Linked DNA regions of Mus musculus: region 2 is linked to region 1. The links are chromatin loops, found by intact Hi-C in ENCODE. Cell type or tissue: left cerebral cortex. All regions are shown on one strand.

Evidence for each region. Peaks named below come from ENCODE experiments on the same cell type or tissue, not always from the same donor. Only the 100,000 strongest peaks of a DNase experiment are listed, where the experiment ranks them.
Region 2: a loop joins it to region 1, with 1.9 times the contacts of the local background. A loop is called at or near these places in 9 of 42 quality-filtered maps.

The regions. Positions count from the first base shown.
Region 1 is chr11:49,165,384-49,173,383 of GRCm38, forward strand. Btnl9 (butyrophilin-like 9) reads right to left here. Exons shown (of 10, transcript NM_172793.2): 8 at 7,829-7,855; 9 at 5,214-5,240; 10 at 2,942-4,308. The coding sequence ends at 3,671. Among named protein-coding and RNA genes, the nearest start is that of Olfr1394, 9.4 kb to the left of the region's middle. In left cerebral cortex, no CTCF peak of the experiment used is centred here; a DNase peak (open chromatin) is centred at 3,998; H3K4me3 peaks cover 443 bases.
Region 2 is chr11:49,521,949-49,529,948 of GRCm38, forward strand. It overlaps Olfr1383 (olfactory receptor 1383), which reads left to right and starts at 1,777. Exons shown (of 1, transcript NM_207574.1): 1 at 1,777-2,712. The coding sequence starts at 1,777. The coding sequence ends at 2,712. In left cerebral cortex, no CTCF peak of the experiment used is centred here; no DNase peak of the experiment used is centred here.

The DNA.
Region 1 (8,000 bases):
GAAACCAGCCTATTTTATATTTAATTTTAAAAACTCTAGGCTCCTTGAGAGACCCTGTCTCAAAACATAAAGGTAAGAGAATGATAGAGGGAGGTACCCAAAGCCTTCACATGTACATGCGCACGTGCACGCACACACACACACACACACATGGGCCTCCAAAACAGTCGCACCATAAAAATTTATGGCATCATAACATTGGATAGTATGAATACGTTTATTTTGTATAGTAACAAACAGGTGGCTTCTAACCTCTAGGCTGCATAGTAAGAGCCTGGCTCACTAACACCAACAAGGCACCTTTCCCCTCCCTACAGAACGAATCTAATCATACCTCTGACCATTTAATACTACAAAGAGGCACTTAGAATATTAACAGTCACCAAACATTTCCCCTCCAGAGACTAGCATTGAACTTTTGGGTCTGTTCTCTTTTGGTTTGTTAGGTTTTTTTTCCCAACACACTCTTTGTATGCTTATATTTTTCAAAACCTACTTTAATAAGTGTACTTAAATGCTTTAACCTCCCTTCTAGCCTACCACCCACCAGAGGTAGTGGGAAAGAAGGTTAATAGGGCAAAGGAGGGTGTGGACCTGTTTAGAAATTGTTCTTTGGAGGGAATCCGATCTGTGTTGTCAGAATAACAGCAGTTCAGTTCACACAAATCAGCAGCAGTATCTCGATCCACTTGCAAACACCATTCACGAATCAGCAGTGGCAGGTTGATCCAGGAGAAACCTCAAGGCTCTGTCAATCTGCTGGAGTCTGCAGAAGTGCCAAGAAGCTGCAAGAACACCACCAGAAGTTCTTTGGTGTGTTTCTCTCTGTGAAGTCATGACAAAGACCAGCAAGGAGTAGCAAGGCGAACCAATACCACACAGTGTTGTTCACTGTTGGGATGTATTTATACCTTCTCCAAACATCACATGTTCTCTCAAGCATCTGCTCTAGCAAAACATCATATACCCCTTTCCAGGCAGCTTCCAGAAAATCATCACATATCTGTTCTCAGCAAAACATCTTCTACGTGTCTGCTTCAGCAAAAACATCCTCTGATAAGACAGTTTCCAGAAAAGCATTACATGACACAACTGAGTCTCCGAAGAAACCAGACATTTCCACTTCAGCTCTTTGAATCTGACACACTTGAAGCCTACCTCAAGGTATGTCAAGTCCCTGCAGATGAGTTAACCAGAGACGCTATCAATCACCACCTTTGCTTTCTGGGGTTTGGGGGAGCACCTGAGAGTAAAATAGTCATTGTGTTTACCTCAAGCATCTCTAAAGCTCTCAACACTTATTTTTGAAGAACAATATTTCCCTGCATCACTATGGCACTAACTAAAAATCAACACTCACATAAGTATTTTCATATTTGGGGGCTCCCATTCATTTTTCTTTGACCTAATGTCTTATCTCATCCTTGAAAATGTAAATGTCATTACATGGCTCATCCTGCAAATTATCATTGCAATAGTACTATCCCCATTTCCCTTTTCCTTTATTTTTCTAAAGGAAGCTCAAGGACAATTTTATCAGAGTTTACAGCAAACTGGTACAAAGGAGATGAAAACTCTGGCATGCAAAAGGAAAAGATGAAGAAAACACCATGACTTTTACATTAGATATGGAGTAGAAATAGGTGGCGCACACCTTTAATCACAGCACTTTGGAGGCAGAGGCAGGAGGATTTCTGAGTTCAAGGTCATCCTGGTCTACAGAGTGAGTTCCAGGACAGCCAGGGCTACACATAGAAACCTTGTCTCAAAGGAGAGAGAGAGAGAGAGAGAGAGAGAGAGAGAGAGAGAGAGAGAGAGAGAGAGAGAGAGCGCCTTTTAAGAAAGGAAAAAGCTCTCCCAAGAATGTGAGGATGCTAGTAAGCTGAGGAAAGAGTCTGAAGTCCTTTCCCCTACTTAAAACAATTGTATTTGTTTTTGTTGTTTATTCTTCTCTCATATATAACATCCTGACTGTGATTCCTTCTCTCCTCTTCTCCCAGCCCCCACTTATCTCCCCTCTCCTCCAGATCCACTCCTCTTTTATTTCAGAAAAGAGCAGACCTCCCAAGGATATCAACCAAACATGGCAAAATAAGATGCCGTGAGACTAGGCACATCTCTTCATATCAAGGCTGGGCAAGGCAACCCAGTAGGAGGAAAAGGGCCCCAAAAGCAGGAAAAAGAACCAGCAGCAGCCACTGCACCTATTGTTAGGAGCATCACAAGAACACCAAGCTACTCAACTGTAAAATATAGGCAGAGGACCTCGGTCAGATCCATGTAGTCTTCCTGATCCTCCCTTCAGTCTCTGTGAACCCCTATGAGCCCAGCTTATTTGATTCTGTGGGCTTTGTTCATACAGTGTCCTTGTCCTTGACCCTTCTGGCTTCTATAAACCTTCCTCCTCCCTTTCAGGAGATTTACTGTGCTTCTCCTAAAGTTTAGCTGTGGGTCTCTGTGTCTGCTCCTATCAATTGCTGGATGAAGCCTCTCTGATAATGATGATGCTAGGCTCCAGTCTACAGGTATCATTAGGAATCATTTCATACACTTTTTTCTCAGTTGTGTTTATATTTCCACTATTTTAAGAAATATGTAAGATTGCTACATAAGATTGGTGCCATCTTGCTTTTCAATAGACTGCCTGGTGGGCTTATCAGCCATCAGTTTTTTGTTTGCTTGCTTGTTTTTTGTTTTTTGGTCTATACTGATTATTTCCTTGATGCAAAGCTAATAGCTTTTCCATTCCACCCTCCCCATTCTCTTTTAGAAAGGTTTCACTTAATTATTTCTAAGACTTCCTTTGCAAACAGAGGAAAAATAAAGTGTTAGCATGGGCTTATACATTTGGGTTTTAGTTATTGCCTAATACTACATTATCTTAATTTTTAATTTTAAGAGATTGTAACAAAATTCCATAATTTCTCCTTTCCTTTTCCTTCCCTCAAATTCTCCTATGCCTCACTTCTAGCTCTCTTTCAAAATCATGGCTTTTAAAATTAATGATATTAGATGAGTATATGTATATACTTATATTTTGCTAAATATAGCCTTTTCTGTTTGTAAATGTTACTTATATGTATGTTTATGTTTTAGGAGTATCGCTGCATTCCTGCCATCCTTATCCTGCTCCACCTGAGCGGGGGATCCAATGCACTTTTCTGGGGAAATCGGCAGTGAAGTTGAAGATGTGTGCTATCCCTCGGGCTAGGCAAGCACTCTACCACTGCTTACCCCCAGCCAGCCACATCACTGCCATTATTGAATTTCATGTTCGAATTGCCACATACATGATCAAGGAAGTCGCTATAAACTGTATTCTGAGCCAAAGGTGAACTCATTGCTTATGAAATGACATTACTTCTAGACTTTTGCAGGATCCACAAAATTACACACACACACACACACACACACACACACACATATACACTATACAGAACTATACACACATTAGCGGATAATTATGATTCTTTCCCATCTTCTACACTGCACACTCCAGAATCCTGCTATATACACAAACAATCTTTCATTTGTCTGTTTAAAGATAATTATATACATTCATCTGTATAGGCCCTCTCTCTCTGTCCTCTTTCTGCTGACTCTGCTTTGGCTGCAGGAGAGCAAAGCGCTGTCCAGGAGTTCAGGACAGTGCTTGGACCTGGCCTTGAGGTCAGGACACTGCCTCATTAACAGCCCAGGCGGGGTCCAGAGGCTCATAGGGCTGTAGCCAGTTGTCGTTGTCGTTCTCTTCGAGGACCTGTGGCCCTCTAACCGGCAAAGAGCAGATGGTCATAGGATCCGGATGTTCACTGCCGTCGTGAGCTCGGGGCCTTAAGTAGGCGCGGAGCGCCCCTGAGAAAGTGTCGGTGAAGCTGAAGATGTGCGAGCCATCAGACACGTTGAAGAAAGACAGCTTCCCGGCCTCGTAGTCCAACAGGACGCCTATCCTCCGGGGAGGCACGCGTAGCGCCAGTGCCACGCGATGCGGGTCCAGCACGAAGTACTCGCAGCGGTTCCACAGCCCCATCACCCAGTAGCCAGCCGCCGGGCTCAGGCGCGCGGGCCCGGAGCGCTCCACCGACTCCAGACAGGCGCCCAGGAACCAGCGGCTGCGCCGGCCCACGTGCACCTCCCAGTAGTGGCGGCCGCTGGAGAAGCGCTCCCGGCTCAGCACGCAGGTCTGCTCCGAGAACCGCTGCGGGTCCCCAGCTGCAATACTGGGCACCCCCAGGCGGGAGGACACGGTCTTGCCGTTGTTGGAGACCTCCAGGCTAGGGTGCGCTGTGGCAGGATCCAAGGTCACATCCGCTGAGCAGAAGCTTAAGGTTAGTACCTACTGAGGAAGGTTCAGAAACCTCTTCTTTCCCCTCCATTCCTCTCCCTTCTACTTCCCTCCACCTCCCGCTCTTTCCTCTTCTCTGCTCTCATTTGGCCTCTCCTCTGTTCCTCGGAAAACTTCTAGTTGACCAGTTGGAGCAACTGGTGGTATCACACTCCTTCCCACCCACCAATTCTGTCAACCATCCCTCTTCCCAGAGCATCATGCAGATCATTCCCAAAAACAACTCTTCCTGAATCCCACTCTTAGGTTCCAAATGAGGTAGGTTCATGAGTAGATTTGCGAGGACGGAGCCAAGCCTTGTGCAATGAGGAGACAGATATTTGTTGGCTTCTGTGTCCTCTGGTCCTATCGCCCAGTCTGAACGTCAATGTTGTGCCTCTGCTTTACAGCAATTTTAGGGCTCTTAATACTACAGGGAACCTCTGAGATCATTCAGTGACCTACACTCCAACACCCATGACCCCAAACACAACCACTCGATGGCTGAGAAACTAGAGGGTACACACCTGCCCATTTCTTGAGACAAGGTCTCCCTATATAGCCCAGGATGATCTTGACTCATGATCAAGATCATGATCTTGACCTCAGCCTCCCAAGCACTGGGACTTCGTGTGTGTATCATCATGGCTGCCTGAGGGGCCCTTCTCTGAAATGATCTGAGAGGTTCCTTTCAGATTCTGCCCTTTCTTCTGCAAAAGATCTCAGAAGCAGTCTTCCTGTCATGGAACATGTATGCAGCATGTAGTATGTATAATGTGTTCATTTCCAGGATATGGACTTGACTCCTGGAAAAATCCTCCCTCTAAAGTCAGGTCCCTCTGCATCCCTTCTGTGCAAGACCCAACCCAACCGGTCAGCTTCAGATACTTACCTGCATATTGCTGGGCTGCTCTCCACTCTGAAACCAAAGAGAGAGGAGAGAGGACTCAGAGAGATCAGCCAGTAACTTTGAGACCCATAAGATGGCATCCCTTGCTCAAGAGCTGCCCACAAATTAAAAGGGAAGTAGATACAGGGAAGGAACATTTGAACATCCGGAAGCCACTAAGGCCATAATAGTGATAACAAGCAGGGGAGGCGAGCCCTTGGGCAAGCCCATCTGGACTGAACATCCGCTCAAGTGGAAACCTTGCCTCAATGGGGAAATTATAGTTGGTGTACTAAATGGCATTGAGAAGACCCATTCCCTGCACACAGACAAATCAGTGGACTCACTGTTACCTCACAGCTAGAGTGTGAGGAATTCTGTAGGATTAATGGCCTACACATGAAACATGTCATTGCAGTTTGGATATGAAATATTCTCCAATGGCCCTGAGTTAAAGGCTTAGTCCTCAGCTCTGCACTATGTGGAATCTTTAAGAGAGATAGCAAAAATGAAAGTCTTCTGGCCATCCAGGGGTTATTGAGACTCTGGCCTTCCCGTCTCTTCTCTTTGCCTACTGTGTGGCAAGCAGCTTTCTCTACTCACACTCCCTGCTGCAATGTGCTGCCTGGTCACAGGCCCAAGTGACCATGGATCCATCACCACTGAAACTGTGATCTCAAGTAAACCTTTGCTCACTGCAAGTTTCCTGTATCAGATGCTATGTGACACTACTAGAAGGTGAGAAATACACTATACATTAATAAAAGAAGTTATAAGACAGCATCATCGTGGGATCCTTAGCAAAGGTCTTCAACAAAATTTCAGGAACATAAGCCATAAGGTACAAGTTTTGATGAATTAAACTTTATCAAAAGTAAAGTAATGATTTCTCTTTAATAATGGGAACATGAACAAAGCTAACAGTAAATGACACAGTAATAAAAGGAATTCGTGTTGTTTAATATCGATTGTGTGTGTGTGTGTGTGTGTGTGTGTGTGTGTGTGTGTGTGTACACCAACACCATACAGGAATCCTCAGAACGTTAGTATCCAGAGAGCACCACAAATAAAAGAATGAGAAAGCATTTATCTCTCTGGGCTGGCAAATTTAGAGAGCTAGTCCACACAGGATGCAAGTGTACAGAGCTTCACCATAGGGGGTGGCAGGAAGATGGCTTTCTGGGAAACCTTTGTCTGGCCAGCATCCTAATCTCCCTTCCTGGTTATACTTCCTAGAGAAACAGGGTGATAGGACAACACACTTGGGGCTTATTCGGTGTGGTTTGCAGTGATGTGCAGTGAGAATCAGCAAGAAGAAGCAGACCTAACATACACAATATGGATATTTAGTCAGTAATACGTGTATGAAGCAAGGGACAGACAGCATGTGACTATGAATGATGTTTACAAAAACCTATGATGCATGTGACAAAGTAGAAACCCAGGTTTACAAGAATGTATACAAAATAAAGTATACATTAGATTGATGGCCTTATGGAGGGAATATAGGCCTTTATGACATTGTCAGGTTCCAAGAAATTCCTTTTCCCAGAGTCTAGCCTTTAGGCAAAAGCCAGAATTCCCTCTGGGATTTAAAAAGATAGTTCATACTTGCTAAAAAAGAGTCATTCTCCTTATATGTGGCAAAAATGGCATATGTCTTTTCCATCTACCTATGCCTCTGGTGCCTATTAGCATATCAAGGTCTATGCTAGGCTCTAGGATCCCTCAATCCTGGCTGACATACCCTGCCCACTACCCTAACCTTCTCCAGCCAAGAGAGGAAGGCTGGGCTGCTCCTCCACCCCCCACCCCCAGCCGCCCTTCCCTATTTAAAATCCAGCCATTTTGGTACCCAGTTCTCTTTTAGGCTTCCTGGCTGCTATACCTGGTTCGCCTCCCTCCTCTCTCCCTTCCCTTCCCCAACTCTCCTCACATGGCTCAGGGGCGTGTCCACTCTGGGTTCTCCCTTTTAGCTACAGTAAACTTCCTCTACACCATTCCTAGGACCACTCATGCCCTTTCCTTTTGATTTATTTGTTTGTTTATTTGGTTTTTTTTTCCATTCAGTAACCAGGATTAGAAACAATGCTCTTCCACATGTAGCCTTGGGACAATAAGTATAAATATACAAGGAAACGTGGGTCTGACCTCTACCAAGTACAATATGCATACAACCTGGGAAGCACAGGAGAGAAAATGGAAGCACCAGGCAAGAGTGTGATGTTGCTAAGTAGAGAGTAACTGGCTAGTGATCGCTTGACCTACATTTTTGGTGTGTTTGCTTGCTTGCTTGCGTTACTTTACAATAGTGTGGGAGTCTTAGGATTCATTAGAAACCAGGCTTGGAGTTTCGATCAGTTCTCAGGCTGGTGATAGGTGGCGGGTTAACTCTATGGAGATGCCGGGGAAGCCACAGTGAGCTAGCCACGTGATCAGAAGGTACCCGGCCAAAACCCCAGCCCGGGTTTTGGCCGGGTGCCTCAGTGATGTTTAGTAGGCACATCAAATGCATTTCCAACTTAGGACATTTTCAGTGGGTTTAGAAAGGTATGATTCTATCATGGAAGTCAAGGAATCTAGTGAGAAACAGCAGGAGAGAAAGGGGCTTTACTCACCAGCCTGGCCTTCAGACCTTCTCCAGTCTGTAGCAACAAAGGAAAAGGGGTATTAGAAAGTCAGGACACCACTTTTTTTTTTGGCCATAGTTGCCCAATTCCCCCTTCCCTCGACACCCATGCAGCCAGCACAGTTCCAGCCTGGGTGCCATACTTTGTTGGGAGAGGAAAG
Region 2 (8,000 bases), 360 kb after region 1:
AAATCAAATTTCATGTTTGACTTAAGTTTCACCATATTCTGACAATATTAAATTGGTGGGTGATAGGGAAACTTAGATCTCTGTGTGGAAACACCTAGTCTTGAGATGTTTAAAGGTGCACAATGAGCCATCAAGATCGCTCGAAGGTAAAGGAGCTCGATAACAACACTCATGACCTCAGTTCCACTGCCAGGACCCACACAGCAGGAGACAAGGAGTTTTCATGCTTGTGCTCTGACCTTCACAATCATGCCATGCCACACATGAGCCCATACATGTACATACAGTAGATACAATGTATACCATGGTGGGAAGAGATAATTAATGCAGGATCCTTTAAAAACTATTTCTGTTAGTCAATAGGAACATTTGCAAAGGCTGACTCTTCACTGGGGGTTGGCTGTGAGGTGAAGGAAAGAATGTGTAGAGAGAAAGGAAGATGCTGTGCCTGCTTGCCCAGGTTTCACACCCACCCTTCTAGGTGTGTGTTTCTGTTAATATCCCTAGGTATTAAAGGATAAGTCCTCATTCCCAAAGGATATTAGAAATAGCTAAATCTGTCAATGTCCTTTTGGTCAATGGAAAGGACTGTGTTCTGAGAGTTCATCCTCTTGCTAGCATCATCCTACATAAACGTCACTGGAGTTGTACAGAGGGAGATGAGAACAGATGATGGAAGGACCCTTTGCTACAATCTCCACATGTAGAATATCATTTTCAGTTATAACCATTGGTCTCTATGTGTTTATATTTTGGTAAAGTAGTTGTGTTTATTGTTCAAGGAGTGCCTTCCCATCATCTAAGCTTTATAGACATCCCAAAGTGACCGTGTATGGTGAGACATATAGCTAGTGAATTAGTCAACTTGTAACTATGTCACCATTGAATGGAAAGATGCCTGTAGAACACAGAAGTATCACACCACCTTTGGACAATGTGAGTCAGGATATGTTCGTAAGACTGTTGGTAGATGAGCAGAAAGAAGCACGCAAGGAGAGGTCTGCTCAGCTGTGCTTAGACATACATTTCAATGAGAGCTTTTGGTGTGTGCATCTTCTAGCTGTGCAATGTGAATACATTAATTCAGTGAGAGCATATTTTCTTGCTAATATTTTATTATCTATATATGATATAAACTCTTAGATGGACTAAAAAATGGACATGATGGCTGATCAAGAATTTTATGTATAAAAATCATGCACAGACACACAGGAACAAACACACTAGAAATTTAATACAAACAATTGTTAGTGTTTTGAATGTATAAAATCATATGTGCATGTTCTGAAATGCTGTATGTAGGGATTCAAAGTAATAATTAAATGTTTTAAAGATAATTCAGAGGCTGGGAAATGGTTCAGTGTGTAAAGTGTTTGCTACCATGGATGAGGACCTGGCCTGCGTCCTGGTTAAAGTATGGTCTTACACACTATCTTCTCAATCATGGTGCTGAAGTTGCTCTATGGTCATCACTGATATCTGGTTCCTATTAGATGATGTGCTGCAGTCCTTTGTAGATAAGTTGGTGATAATCTCTCCTCCCTGTAGGCCCTGCTGTTTCTGGAATCCAAGCCAACTGCAGAGTTTTTAAAACAAGGATTCCTTGTGCCTTCAGACTGTGACACTTAGCAGATTCAACATGAGGTAGACCACAATTAAGGCAAATATGCCAGACTTCATATAGCTTTGGGTTACTTTGTGGGCTCAAGTGACTTCAAAGTGCATGCTCTGATTGGAAGCATTGAGCTGTCTTCTGTTTTGTGAGAGTGACAATCTATGAGCAGCTTCAACACCACCTTAAAAGGTGGCTTCATTTTGATGGGCTTCTCAGACTGGCCTCAACTGGAACATATCTTTTTTGTCTTCATTTCAATGTTCTATATCCTAACCATCTTTGGAAACTTCACCATCATCACAATCTCACGAATGGATCAGCGACTACAAACACCAATGTACTTCTTCCTTAACAACCTCTCTTTCCTGGACCTCTGCTACACCACCAGCATTGTACCTCAGCTTCTTGTCAATATTTCTGGAATTGACAAGACCATGAGCTATGCTGGGTGTATGACCCAGTTCTTCATAGTGCTCTTACTGGGTGGAACTGAGTGTATGCTCCTTGTGGTGATGGCTTTCGACCGCTATGTCGCTGTGTGTCATCCACTACACTACACCAGCATTATGCACCCCCTTCTCTGCCATGCATTGGCCATCTCCTCCTGGGTGGGAGGCCTTGTGAACTCTCTGACTCAGACAAGCCTCATCATGACCATACCTCTCTGTGGCCATCACCTGAACCACTTCTTCTGTGAGATGCTTGTTCTCCTGAAGCTGGCTTGTGAGGACACAGGAGGAACAGAGGCCAACTTGTTTGTGGCTGGAGCTGTAATTTTGGTCTGTCCTGTAGCACTAATTCTAGGCACCTATGCACACATTGCTCATGCAGTGTTGAAGATCAAGTCAAGATCTGGGCGCAGAAAGGCCCTGGGGACTTGTGGGTCCCACCTTACTGTGGTTTTTCTTTTTTATGGCTCAGCCATGTACACCTATCTCCAACCTGTCCATGTGTATTCCGGGAGTGAAGGGAAGTTTGCTGCCCTCTTTTATACTATCATTACTCCAATGCTGAACCCTCTGATTTATACCCTAAGAAACAAGGATGTGAAGGGGGCTCTATGCAAGGTACTAGGGAGAGATACAAGCACAACATAGGAGGGGAACAGAAGTTTATACAAATATTATCTAATATTTCTCATATGACAAAACTCATCTTGCCTATAGAGACCTATTATTCTCCAGAAGATATTCCTCAGTAGGCATCATGATTGTACTTCTTACTTATCTGAATATTAAAACTGGTGGTCTAAAACACTTCTAGATCCTCACGAAATAAATATTAAGAGTTGCTTTGTGTCATAATTTCTCCAAGGAATGAGTCTGGGAGAGAGGTATAGCGATTCTCCATAGGAGAATGGACGTGGACTCTAAGTATAATTGAGAGCGAGAGAATGTAGGTGGTTGGTCTGGTGCTGCTTGTATTCAAATGTCAAATTCTGTATCCCAACACATGATTGCTCCAAGATGAGCAGATCTTCATGTATACCAGCTTTTGTTGTAAACCTTGCCCGCCAAGTTATCCATGATTGGTTAATAAAGATGCCTACAACCTGGAGTCAGCAGAAAGGAGAGGGCAGAGCAAATGTTCCTTGGGCTTGGGATCTCAGGCAGAGATCATAAGAAGGAGAAAAGAGGAAGAAAAGTTGCTTTGTGTATGTAGATCATGAGTGTGTGGCCATTAGGGCCAGGCTATTGGAGTAGGAGCAGTGCAGGTGGAACATGGCAAGTGATATCTCAAGGTTATTAACAGGGAAGTAGACAAAATAGCATAGAGGGTAGACATCTCCTCAGCTCTAGTGCTTTAAGGCTTATTATAAATATAAAGGTTTTGTGTCTTGTATTTGGGGAATTATGTGGTTTTAGAGGAATTTTTTAAAACCCAAATAATATTTCCTACAAGAAGAGAAGACTAAACTCAGAATAAAAACACCATACCCAAGTCAATATTCACAATGTGATGCCAGGTAAAAGGCATTATTTCAAAGGCAAATGCCAAGAGTTCATACATTTCTCCTAAGTAGTTCTGACCTTGGACATGTATTCTCACATCTCTAAGCCCATTTCTGATACAGTGGTTGCAATTCTATGATGTGGGTGGCAATTAAAGCAACAGGAACAGAAATATTTCATGGAGCACATCAAATTTCAGATATGATCTATTTTTACAATGTGGAAATGAAGAGGAAATCATGAGGGCTTCCCTGGTTAAAGGATGATATTTACATGCAGCAAGATTTACACTTGGGTCACTTTATAGGAGACTTCTTTTCTGATAACAGGAATTGTTGATGCCAGGCATTGTTCTAGGGACTGGAACTGTAAACTTGTGCAAGAGAAGGCAATTGGTTGATCTGGTTTTACTCACAGAAGCTTGAGAATTGTCCTTTTTTTCAAGTATGAATGCTGTGTGAAAGGTTAAAAAAATGATAATAAATCTGGCGTGGAGGTAAGAATAGGATGTAAAGTCAATAAATAAGTAATTAATGAGGGAAAGGTCCCCAGAAAGCTAGATATTGTGATCCTAAAGATGGAAGGAAAAAGCAAAGCTACACAGAACATATTTATTTATCATCTATCTATCTATCTATCCATCCATCTATCCATCTATCTATCTATCTATCTATCTATCTATCTATTTTACTTATCCACTTTACATCCTGCTCACTGCCCCAGTGGTCACTCTTGGTCACCCCCTCCCACAATGCTTCCCCTATCCCTAAACCCCTTCTTTTCTGAGTGGGTGGGGGCCCTCTATGTGTCATCCCACCCTGGCATTTCAAGTCTCTGTGAGGCTAAGCGCTTCCTTTCCCACTGAGGCCAGACAATGCAGCCCAGATAGAAGAACATATCCCACAAACAAGGAGCAACTTTTGGGATGGCCCCCATTACATAGAGCATCTTTAAGCTCTCTGTCTAGGTCTGAGGAAATGAAACAGAATCAGATGTGAACCCCTGAGTATAGGCATTTGAAAAAAAATATTTAAAGTGAGGTTGGCTGTAAACTTTTTATAATTAAAAGGTATTAGCTAAGACTTTATTAAATTGATTTTATGATATAGTCATCAACACACTACTATATAAACTATGACAATTTAACTGCACATATAATCTAATAAACATTCAATATCATTTTGAAAATAAAAAAGTTGGAAGGAAGACAGAAAGAACATAGGTGAGAAAATGAGACAGAGACTTTCCTGAACAGTGTTTGACTTCTATGCAGGAGAATCACTAGATGACAAAATTCCTAGAAGGAATGGTTTTCTTGTTTCATCTAACAATGTCCCCTGCTACAAGTTTCTCCTATGTTAATCTTGAATTTCCCTAAAATCAACACAAGAAGACACTGTTGATCTGTGCTGAGGTCTGGGCAGTCTACATCAAAAATATTGGTAATAAACTTAAATAAGCAAGTAAAATACCTCTGTTCTGACAACCACAAAATATAATTTTCTTTAGACTTTAGCCCAGGAAACAGTCACCAAAGATAAGCAGCTCTGTGTAACCCATGGTTCTTTAGTATATTAAAAGATGTTTGTAATTTATCTTTTTATTTGTCGAGGAAAACAATGGATACAACTTAAAATCCTCCTGTAAAGCACAACAAGCCAGATTCAGAAAGACACATTCAATATTTTACCTCATCTATAGAATCCAGATTTAAAATTACATGCATGTATGTGCAGTTAATAAAACTATAAGAAAGGGGGGAATATATTAATGGTAAAGGTTAGTTTTCCTATCCATTTGACTACTAGTGTCATCTACAAAGAGAAGATCTCATTTGAGAAAATACCTCTATTAGATTGTCTAGACAAGCCTAAGTTAATGATTGACATAGGTGATCAAGTCCACTGTAGGTGGTACCACCCCAGGTGGGTCTATATTGTATAAGAAAGCAAACTGAAGAAGCTAATAGGAGCAAGCCAGTAAGAAGCATTTCTCCATGGCCTCTGCTTCAGGTCCTGCCTCAAGTTCCTGCCCTGAATTCTCTGAATGATAGGCTATAAGCTATAAAATCAAATAAACTCTTTCCTCCCAAGTTAATTTTGGTCATGGCCATTATCACCGAAATAGAAAGCAAACTAGGATATTAATGGAGAAGGTAAAGGGATACATGCAGTCAGGAAACGGAAGGAAGGGCTAGAGGAAGAAAGTGAACTAGCTAGGGATGATTGAGGATTTAAAATAGCAATGGGGAGGGATAAATATAAGAGCAAAGTATAAAGTACATATTTATGAAGATCTAATGATGAAACCTATTACTTTGTATTCTAATTTTAAAGTTAATAAATGTGGATAAAATCCAAAGGCAACAAGGGAAGAAAGGGAGGCAGAAAGGGAGGGAGGGAAGGAAAGTAATGTATTCTAACTCATATAAAGGAAACTAATATCAGTTGGATCAACGGAATAACTTTCTGGGCATCATATGAAGACTCCGTGTAAAGGAAGGCAACTGTAGTTTGCTGAACAAGTCAGGATTCATGTGCAACATGGAATTTGATCTGTCTGGCAAAAGGCGAGTAGGGGTCAATGTAGAGAAGGTGATGGAATCTTGGACTGCAGAATCACATGAGCAAGTAAGCTATCATCCTAAGAATACACACTGGGTCACACAGACTTAACAGAGGCCAGGGGAATAGAGAGTACTGAGGACTGAAAGTCATATCTTGGAGCCAGTCAAGTTCATTGTAATTGCCACAGTGGGGCCCTAGGTCTCCAAGGTCATGCCTTGTAAGCCACTGATTCTCCACAGTTTCTATGGGGTTGGGGCTATAACTCAGTGGTAGAGTGCCTACTTTAATATGCAGGCCATCGTGGGCTCAATGCCCAAGAAGGCTTGTGAGTTCCCTCAGGATAGAATTTGTGTCTGCAGCTTTAGTTTTGCGTGGGGAGTTGGTAACACACCAGCTACTTCTTGGACTCAAAGGGTCAAGGTAAAAGGGGACAGTCTGACCTCCTAGGCTGGGAGACGCAATACTGTCCACTATATATGCTATCATGACTTCTAAGAGACAGGAGCACTGACCTGAGCCCTTCTCACTATAGAACCAAAGAGGGAAGTATCTTTCAGACATCACAAGTTGCCACCAGTTCTCTAGTGAACCTCTCCTCTCCTTTGAAGCCAGTAAAACAGAGAGAGAGAAAGGCAGGAGATTTGTCCTTGAACTTCAGGTAAGTGGGGCTTGGGTGAGATACTCACATTCAAACTTAAAGGGGAAATATTCCACTAAGAACTAGCACTAGAATCCACTGTGTTGGACCATTATTCTGGTAGCAAAGAACATTAAATTAATGTAAAAATAATTTATCTCTCATGGACTCTTACATTCTCTGTCATCTAACCACTCTGCTCTGTTACACATCTGGTCTAAAAAATTCTAGTCTGAATCTCTATCTCTGCAATTTCATAAAATTAATTAGCTACAATTTAAGACATAAACAGTAAGGCTCTTATAGTAAGTTGTAAGCATCACTGAGGACCAAAGGATAGAAGCGCAGTCAGAGTTGTGGAAACAAACCAAGAATTTCTCGGAGGGGTGCACACAGAGGTACCCATCACAGTTGGTGACTGTGTTCTGTGTGCAGTTCATGAAAATTTACTCTTTGAAGCTCAACTAAACTGACTACAAACAATCTATAGTTTGGGAATTTATACTGAATATTTATGGTAGATTATTCTTGCACATTTGATTAAAGAGCCTTGTAGATTTTTTGGAAAGCTTGTGGAACAAAAATGCAATCGTGTTCTGTGTCCATCATGAAAGGGTGGGGCTGATCAGGATACAAGTGGATATCTGCGTGTATCTGCAAAGACATGGAATAGAGGATTGACAGAACAACACTTTGGTGCCTAGTCGGTTTTGATACTGACATTAATATCCCAACACCACATGTGAATGTCTTAATGAAAAAAGTGAAAGTAGATTTAATTCTAACAGTACACACTCAAGACAGTGGTTAGGGATGAGTTAGTAGGATCTTTTCTTTTGTTAAGAAATAAACTTAAACTGTATGGCTTGAATGTGATTCCATTATAACCTTGCAAGATCATCAAAACAGTGTCCTAGGAAGAAGGATTTAAACTTATATACTGTCAGCAATAAATGATCAAAAGTTCATTATTTATAAAGATAACTCATAGACATAGAGGCACATACACTTTGAGGAATACAGATAAAAACTGATCTTTACAACTATTTAAAAAAAAAAGAACAAATGTGGAAGAATCAAAATGCTGTACACAGTGGAGATTAGGAGAAAGGGTTCAAAGTTAAGCATATTGTTGACATTAGAAAAGTAAAGACCATGGCAGGGTGAGATGTCATACCCCCTACTAACACAAACCTTCACCTAATCAGAATTTTTTTTTACAAATTCTG